2 separate regions of the Homo sapiens genome follow, and region 2 is linked to region 1. Evidence: read pairs that join two places in POLR2A ChIA-PET (ENCODE). Cell type or tissue: GM12878. All regions are shown on one strand.

Region 1 (5,000 bases):
ATTCATCTGGCAGAATCATTTAGATTAAAGCAACCATAAGTGAAAAGCACAACACCTAGCAAACGCCATTGAATCTGACATCTTTCTAGGTTTCATCAGAGTCTTTTACAGCCCTTTTTCCTTGCTAGCTAGATCAACCTGATTCTAAAAAATGCAGTAGAGAAACAAAGTAACATAATCAGAGATGGTATTATAAGGTCTATTAACAAAGCAGCTCAGTCATATCAGCTGAAGGGAAACAGCTGTGGATGCTGAAACCCTTAATACATTAACCCTTGTGTTGCTATTTATAAGAACCCTCTGTCTGTCATCATGCCTGTTGTGTCTGTCATTTGCACCTGGTATGAGGGTCTTATGGAACAATCATATATCATTTACATGCAGTCAAGAGCCAATGCATTGTAGAATCATTATTCCTAAATGCTGAACTCCTTTGAATTTAAAGAAAAAAATGCATGAGTACATAATTAAATTGATAATACATTACATCGAAATTCATTACCTGGAAGATATGCATAACTTAAAAAAATTTTTTTTGAGTTCCTGTGTTTTTTGAATGGAGATCCTTAATTAATCCTATTCATTGTCAAGTTTAACCATGATTTAGGATGTCATTCAAATGCATGTTCCTGCTCAAAATGAAAACTGTCAATCAACTTAAATATATACATTTATATATATATATATACACATATATATATATATATATATTTCACTTTTCTCCATCACCATGATGGTCTTCATTTTCTCAGAAAAAAAAAGAAATCATTCTGTTCTTTCTTTAGAGCGATGTCTCTAACAAGGCAATTGCCTAGTCAAAGAATTGAAAAGCTCTTTGGACAATGTGAAAACTTTCCACTTAACCACAGACAATTGTGTTTTCTTTTCTTGAGTTTTTGCTTACCAGTAGCAAATGTCTATGGTTACTAGGAATGTGTTATTGTTTTCCAGAAGGCCTGACCTCTACCTAAATTTGGATTTGACGTATCCAAAGTTCAACCAAATAGAGAGGGGGAAGATGATCACTGAAGTCACCAAAAGCGTAATATATCATGGAGAATTTTAGCTGCTTCTGCCCCTCGCAACTCATGAAAACACACTAGCACCAAGCAAAAGAATTATTTTAGAATATGCTTAGGATAAGAACCTCTCTTATTTAAATAAAATGACCTGAGGATTCCATTATCTCAAAATGGATCTACTCAAATTACAATGCATGTTTTTGACTATTTGTGTAACTATGGAAAACCGAAGTAAAGGCATTGGTGCAAGCTGCGGATTGGCTCAACTGAAATGCCTTCCAACACCAAAGAGCATGCAGAAGCTCACACATTTCTTAGACTACCTTGCAGTTAGGGTTTCATGTATGACTGAAGTTTCACCAACTAGATGATCTCAAGCAAAACTTTGAGTCAGGAATTTGTTCTATGAAAAGAGAAGCAATTTGGAAATAGCCACTTTGAAGGTATAGAACATGGCAGAAGTGGCTGGTTCTGAAGGTGACAGCTGTAGGGCAGCTTCCTAGTTTAGCAAATAAAGTACTGCTTTCATAGTCCTGCTGAAGGAGGGGTAGCTTTCCTGTTGAGAAAGGAAAAAAGGAAAACTGAGTCACTCTCAGTAACTTGGGAAGCAGTGATTGAGGGCAATTTTGTTAAGATCAAGAACGTTCTAAGACCAAACATTGTTATGTTCTTGAATATTGTCTCACCTTCATTACTACTCATCAGTATTTATATTTGTTAAATAATAAATATCTTTCTATTCACTTGCAGGAAGCAACTGGGGACTTTGGATGGACCATTTATGATTTTACACATTGATGGCTTGTGGTTTAAGCACAAGGTTGGTGCATTGTGTCTGTACTCTGCTGGTACTTTTGTGTCTAGTAAAGAGTTGTATATGGCCTTTTAGTCTGCACAGAAAATAGGCTGAGTTTGTTCTTAGGATGACCACTATCCCAATTTGTCCAGGACTGTCCCTGTTTTAAAACTGAAAGTCCCACGTGCCTAGAAATATTTAGTCCCACACAAATAGGCATATTTGGATATCCTATTTGTATGCTGCCTTCTCAGCCTGCTCTGTCTCCCCCCACTCTTCCTTGCACTAACAGCTTTTATGTTATAGAAAACCACCACGGCTGAGTTTTTCTACAGCTACTGCTCTTTTCAGAGAGCAAACACCTGTCAACTTTGTCTGCTAATGAGCCCTGTTCCCCTGGGCAGTGATCTGCTCATTTCTTCTTTTCCCAGAGGACTAAACAACCCAGCCCAGGCTTGACTGCCTGGTTCTTCCTTGGAGCACACATGGCACAAAATACTTCCAAAGCAAAAATAACTGAAAACACACTGGAGCTTACTTTTGGTAGCATGGCAACCAAACCACTGCTGGCTGCATTTGAAAGCTCCTTATTACTGTGAAAGTTATTTTGCATAAAGTTACTTGTTAACTAGGCTAGACACTTTCAGCTCCCTGTGAACCTTGCTTTTTTACAGATTATTTTCCCCCTCAGAAACCTTTTTGAACCAAAGGAGATTTGGAGATATCATGAATAATAATAGGAAATACTTGCCAAGGCCCTTCCAAAGGGTTGAGAGTATCCCTGCATACTAAGCCTAAATTACTTTGGGTTATTTCTTATTCTTTTGACTACTTAATGATAGAGAACAAAAAATACACCACAATACTCTATTCTTTTTATTCAGTTCAAGATAATATCCGACTCTCTATCGTATCCAGCCAGGTATGTGCATCACAATGTCAACCAAAAATTGTTAAGGGTAATGGGTGATTACTCACTCACTCTCATCCCAACAAAGAAAAAAATTATGGGCCTTAATAATTTGCAATTTATCCTTAATTACTTATACAGTTTTATTTCCCACTACTCTCCAATCATTTAAACACTTTAACTAGGTAATCTCATTGATCTAAAAATAAAACACTTGTAATTGTTTCCTAATCTCTGTTCATCCTGTTGCCACCATTAGAGTATTCTCTCCTCTACTCTTTGTTGATACTGTACCACAACTCAGGCAATTACTGTTATGAGTACCATGACTCGTACTACAACTAAGATTGTGACTACACCAACGATTACTACTTTGACTCTTATGACAACATCATTAATGAGTTAGATAAGTTAGAATGAGACTGACCCTGTATTGGGTGCTCTGCAATAATTGTCTCATTTGAATCTTCACCATTACTCAAAAAGTGACTATCATTTTTCTTTGATGGGTGAGGAAACTGAGGTTTGAGATACGAGGTAACTGTCACAAAGTCACAAAGAAAACAGATGGTGGGTATTGGTATGGACCCAGGTCTTTAGGACTTTAAAATTCACATGCTTAAAAATACTTAAATGTTGCTCTGTCGAGGGGAATCTTTCCTAATGATTTCACTCCAGACTGATAATCATTCCTTTATGGTCCTTATTTTCTATATCACTCATATGAATAGTAATGGTATGTTGCTCAACATTGCTATTTTACTAAATGGAATATACATTTATTTTCACTCATTGAAATAGTAAGAAGTATATTTCCCTACTTCTGTGCTAATGATAAGCACATAGTTATAGCTTAGTAAATATTTTTTGAATTGATTTAGTTATTGAATTTCACTGACTCCTCTAACAAAGTAACCAAAATATTTCTAACATTACCTTCTAAATTCAAAAGATATAGGTAATGGAATAGTATTCAGCCATAAAAAAGAATGAAATTCTGTCATTTGAGGCAACATGGATGAGCTTGGAGGTGAAATACGCCAGGCATAGAAAGACAAATACCACATGTTCTCACTCATATATGAAAGCTAAAGGGGTTCATCTCATAGAAGTAGAGAGTAGAATAGTGGTTACTAGAGGATGGGATGGGTAGGTAGGAAGGAGAGGTGGTAAAGGGGAAAGAGAGGTGGTCAGAGGGTGGCTGGTAGATGCAGTGTTGCAGCTGGATGGGAGGAATGGGTTCTTGTGTTCTATGGCACTGTGGGTTGACTATACTTAATGACATTTTACCATGTATTTTCCAGAGGATGGGGGAACAGATTTTGGGTATTCCCAACATGGGGAGGTGATAGGGGTTTAGGGTGATGAATGTGCTGGTTGCCTAGAGTTGGTCATTGCATGTTGTATGTATTATCAGGCTGTGCTCCATAAATATGTACAATTATTATCTATCAATTAAAAATACAAGCAAAAAATTGTACATGCTCATGGAGTGCCATGTGGCATTTCAATCCATGTATACATTGTATGGTGACCAGATTGGGGTGACTGGCATGTCCATTGCCTCATGTCCATTACCTTATCCTTTCTTTGTGCTAAGACCATTCAGGGTCCTCTTTTCTGGCTACTCTGAAGGGTATGGTGCACTGTCTTTGACTATGTTCTCCACGCTGTTCAGCAGAGCTCCAGAGCTTGTTCCTCCTACCTAGATACAGCTTTATGCCCATTGACCAACCTCTTCTCTTTCCCACTCCACTCTACTTTCCCAGCTTTGGTGGCCACTGTTCTCTCTACTTCTATAAGATCAACTTTTAAAAAATGATTTTAATGACTGCATAATATAAAATTAAAGTTTTCAGGCTCAATGTTTTAAATAAATTAATTAACTAGCTCTCTAAAAGTTCAATAAAACTTATCATGAGCTGCATGTTGTGCCTACATGGTCTCACCCAAGGGAAGGTGAGCACATTCATGTTGAGTGGTGAAAATCCAGGCAATATGTCTGTATGGTTCTTTTATTATTATTACTATTATTATTATTATTATTATTATTATTATTATTATTATTATTTGGAGACGGAGTCTTGCTCAGTTGCACAGGCTGGAGGGCAGTGGCGTGATCTCAGCTCACTGCAAGCTCCACCTCCTGGATTTACGCCATTCTCCTGCCTCAGCCTCCTGAGTAGCTGGGACTATAGACGCCCGCCACTATGCCTGGCTAATTTTTTTTGTATTTTTAGTAGAGACAGGGTTTCTCCGTGTTAGCCAGGAT
Region 2 (5,000 bases), 57 kb before region 1:
GTAACCAAAACAGCATGGTACTGGTACCAAAACAGAGATATAGACCAATGGAACAGGACAGAGCCCTCAGAAATAATGCCGCATATCTACAACTATCTGATCTTTGACAGACCTGACAAAAACAAGCAATGGGAGAAGGATTCCCTATTTAATAAATGGTGCTGGGAAAACTGGCTAGCCATATGTAGAAAGCTGAAACTGGATCCCTTCCTTACACCTTATACAAAAATTAATTCAAGATGGATTAAAGACTTACATGTTAGACCTAAAACCATAAAAACCCTAGAAGAAAACCTAGGCAATACCATTCAGGACATAGGCATGGGCAAGGACTTCATGTCTAAAACACCAAAAGCAATGGCAACAAAAGCCAAAATTGACAAATGGGATCTAATTAAACCAAAGAGCTTCTGCACAGCAAAAGAAACTACCATCAGAGTGAACAGGCAACCTACAAAATGGGAGAAAATTTTTGCAATCTACTCATCTGACAAAGGGCTAATATCCAGAATCTACAATGAACTCAAACAAATTTACAAGAAAAAACCAAACCACCCCATTAAAAAGTGGACAAAGGATATGAACAGACACTTCTCAAAAGAAGACATTTATGCAGCCAAAAAACACATGAAAAAATGCTCATCATCACTGGCCATCAGAGAAATGCAAATCAAAACCACAATGAGATACTATCTCACACCAGTTAGAATGGCGATCATTAAAAAGTCAGGAAACAACAGGTGCTGGAGAGGATGTGGAGAAACAGGAACACTTTTACACTGTTGGTGGGACTCTATGGTTGAAATAGTTCAACCATTGTGGAAGTCAGTGTAGCGATTCCTCAGGGATCTAGAACTAGAAATACCATTTGACCCAGCCATCCCATTACTAGGTATATACCCAAGGATTATAAATCATGCTGTTATAAAGACTCATGCACACGTATGTTTATAGCGGCACTATTCACAATAGCAAAGACTTGGAACCAACCCAAATGTCCAACAATGATAGACTGGATTAAGAAAATGTGGCAAATATACACCATGGAATACTATGCAGCCATAAAAAAGGATGAGTTCATGTCCTTTGCAGGGACATGGATGAAGCTGGAAACCATCATTCTCAGCAAACTATTGCAAGGACAAAAAACCAAACACCGCATGTTCTCACTTATAGGTGGGAATTGAACAATGAGAACACATGGATACAGGAAGGGGAACATCACACACTGGGGACTGCTGTGGGGTGGGGGGGAGGGGGGAGGGATAGCATTAGGAGATATACCTAATGCTAAATGACGAGTTAATGGGTGCAACACACCAACATGGCACATGTATACATATGTAACAAACCTGCACGTTGTGCACATGTACCCTAAAACTTAAAGTATAATAATAATAAAATTAAAAACAAAAAAGAATCAATACCAAAAAATCTTTGCTACAAAATAATGAAAGTCTGCTCTCTTGAAAGGGGAAAATGCAAGAGAAATACCTAAATAAGCATATCTATAGAGAAGAGAGTTACTTATAAAGAACTGGAAAATTGAAAATTGCCTCAGGACAATTCTAAACTGCTGTGCTGTTTATCAGTGTTCAGATAGCTCTTGTCATGGAGGCATTGCACAGAAAAATCTTACTTTAGCCATTGTCCTCAGTAGGAACTTTTATCGCAGTTCCTCATAAACAGCAGAATTGATTTCATTTTCTCCCCACTTCCCTCTAGATCTTTGCAAACATTAATCAAGTACTGAAATGGCAAAGGGCACAAAGCAGAAGAGAAAAATAAAAAGAATGGATAATCTGCAAATTAGAAAATCCATCTCAGGTATCAGAGAAATGACCTCTTATGAATAGAGTGAATTATTTAGGTCTCATGAGGTAGTTGTCTAGAGAGAAAAGAAGAAAAGCAAAAGGCATAATTGGGTAGTGGAATAAGTAATTAAAATAACAACAATGAAAAATATTCTAGAACATTTAGAAATTTTCATGTTGGTGGCCTCTATACATGTAATGTTTAAAATATTACACACTTACCGAAACCACCAACATGATAATTTGTTGCCAGCCTAAGGCATTTTGAAGTTGACTTTAGAATAATGCTTCTCCTTGCATCACTGCAAATGTGTCATGACTGGGGAGGTGAGGGCAGCATTCAGTACATGTACTTAGGGTTCTGTGAAGTGCCAGGTCGAGTGACTCACATCGAATTAGGTGCATCTGTTCACCTACCTTTTCTCTTGTGATAATATTCAGCTATGTAACTTACAATGAATCTTCCTCGTGCTGTTAAATGTATCAGAAATATATTCCAGTGTTTATTTTAGGTTTGGGGTATTTCAAGGGAAGGGGCGATTGGTATTCATAGCAAGTTATAAAATTCTGAAATAGACTGTGTATATTGAATTATGAATTAAAATGACTGACTGAAACAGGACTAGCATTCTTCTAAACTGTGAGTATGACTTGGAAAAAAAAGTAAATGGTGTTATACATTTTTTGTTGTCTAAATTTTAGACACTTGTATTTACTTTTAAGCTAGACCACCCATTTATTTTTTGAGGAAAAACACACAGCACAATGAGTCTTTAAGGGATGAAATTGTAAAACTAGGTCCCCACATTATGCTGAAGAAAGACAGGGCTATTACTTGCATGCAGATGTTTCCGGTCTAAGAAGTTATTTGTTCTATTGGGAAATGTTAATTGAGTCCCTTTTAGTAGAACCTGGCCTCTGTGGATTTGGTTGTCTTTGGGAGAAATGTTCCTTTTCCAAAACTGCCCAGTGCTGTAGATTATTGCTTATTCTCAGAGTTGTGGGTGTAAAACTTTCAGGCAACTGATTGCAGGAAATCTGAAAAGAAGATCATCAAGAATGTTGGAAACACTGGTAGGCATGAAGCTCCCTGGAGGAAGCCTGACGAGAGGAACCTGATGCTCCATGTGTGGCATTATCTAAGATTGAATAACTTCACTGCAGGCACAGTGGACTACTTTGTTCTGATGAGTCATAGGACCGCACCCTGATGGGTGGGGTTTCCTTGATAATTCCCTACTGTTCCCACTGTCAGTCATACAGAGAAAGGTCAGATTGAGGTCAGGAAATGAGGTAAGCCTTAGTGTGAAAAGGTGTCTGAGAAAGGCATTTCTTGCTTGGGCCTATTGATAATTTGGTCTAGGTTCCTAAAATGTAAAAAGAAGCCTTGGTGATTAAAAGTGCAGAACAAAACCTTGCAGTCAAAATAATGTTGATCTGCTACAGGAGTAACAAGTTGCTAAACAGTGCTACTCAAAGTATAGTTCCAGGATAAGAACAGGTGAAAGAAGTATGCTATGAGCTGATAAAAGAAGTCTGCCATCAGTCATTGATGACAAAGCACAGAAATGTAGAGCTAGAAACCTTTAGAACAGATTGATTAATTTTATATTTATGTAATCTAATAATAAATAAATTGAATTTGTATTTTTATAGCCTTTTAAATTTCATGATTTTAGCTATTTATTTTTACTACATTTTAGAAAAGTTTTAGTCAATGACAGATTAAAAATAAAAATGATGGTCCTTTATTATAAATAGCTTGAAAGCACTTGTGTTAACCTCTTTATTGAAGTTTCATATCTAGAAAATGTCACAGATTTATTGTAAATAATAAATGAGATGATGTTTGGAAAGTGCTTAGCCTAATTCCTGGTACTTATTAGCTACTTGATAGACAGAAGCTGATTTTAATATATAGAAATTGTTACTATTTAAGTTGGGACATAGAGAATGAAGAGGAATTCCCTACATGAAGAAGTTAAGAGTGTAGGCTAGAGAGAAGGACCAGGATTATGCAAAAATATAAATTTATGAAAGGGCATGCCAATTATTATTTGTCCATTCTCACACTGCTATAAAGATACTGCCTGAAACTGGGTAATTTATAAACAAAAGTGGTTTAATTGACTCACATTTCTGCATGGCTGAGGAGGCCTCAGGAAACTTACAATCATGGCAGAAGGGGAAGGGGAAGCAAGCACCTTCACAAGGTGGCAGGAGAGAGACTGAGTGAGGGAGGAAGTGCCACAGTTTAAAACCATCAGCTCTTGGGAGAACTCACTCACTATCATGAGAATAGCATGGGGGAAACCGCCTCCATGATCCAGTCACCTCCCACCAGGTCCCTCCTTCAACATGTAGGGATTATAATTTGAGATGAGATTTGGGTGGAGACATGGAGTCAAACCATATCACCAACATGGCTGCAATTTGAATGTGCAGGTCAAAGCCATAACAACTAAAATATAAGTGTGGCCATCATGTGTCCTGGGATGTGCTGGAGAGTCTTGTTCAATAGTCGAGCCTACTAAGGAGATAATTAAGGAGAACTAAGTGCCATTAAGAAGAATAATCCTTAAGAATTATTTTAAAGTCCTCGAATATTCCAATATTTATAATTCTTATATTCTTTCTAATTTTAGTTCTGAAAATATAGCCATTCTAAATGTTGATGGTGTTTGACATTTTTCAATTGGTAAGATCAAAAATGATAAAATATGGGCATTGGGGTTTATTTTTGTATGATGCTAAATGTATCCAAATGCAAAACCAAATGTGTTAAAAGATTATAAAGGAAACAATGAATGCATTTAAAAAATTAAATGTTTATAATTACTCTACAATACTTTTCACATATGCAAAGGTCTTAATTACAAACACTCCTTAATTATAGACCCTTGCATGACCTCTACTGGGAAGAATAACTTTGTTTTTCATTACAGTAAGGGAAAGTATCCTCTTTAAAATAATAAATCTATGTCTTTATATAGATATCTGTTAATTACTTTTCATTAATTGAACCATTCAGAAATATCAAGGTGTGCAGATGCTCTCCTGTTTTAGGAAGGTTTCAGTCACATTTTACTATTCATTATTTATGTGTCACAACACACTTATTGTCTAGGAAATATGCTGTAATCTCTGCATGTATATTACTATCTAAAAGATGCACAAACATTAATG

Evidence for each region. Peaks named below come from ENCODE experiments on the same cell type or tissue, not always from the same donor. Only the 100,000 strongest peaks of a DNase experiment are listed, where the experiment ranks them.
Region 2: POLR2A ChIA-PET joins it to region 1 with 5 read pairs; 1 of 35 experiments calls an interaction of 5 or more read pairs at or near these places.

What each region holds. Positions count from the first base shown.
Region 1 is chr12:82,591,410-82,596,409 of GRCh38, reverse strand. No RefSeq gene overlaps it. Among named protein-coding and RNA genes, the nearest start is that of TMTC2, 93 kb to the left of the region's middle. In GM12878, no CTCF peak of the experiment used is centred here; DNase peaks (open chromatin) are centred at 2,309 and 3,089; H3K27ac peaks cover 679 bases.
Region 2 is chr12:82,648,836-82,653,835 of GRCh38, reverse strand. No RefSeq gene overlaps it. Among named protein-coding and RNA genes, the nearest start is that of TMTC2, 36 kb to the left of the region's middle. RefSeq lists an enhancer at 2,599-3,798. In GM12878, no CTCF peak of the experiment used is centred here; a DNase peak (open chromatin) is centred at 3,005.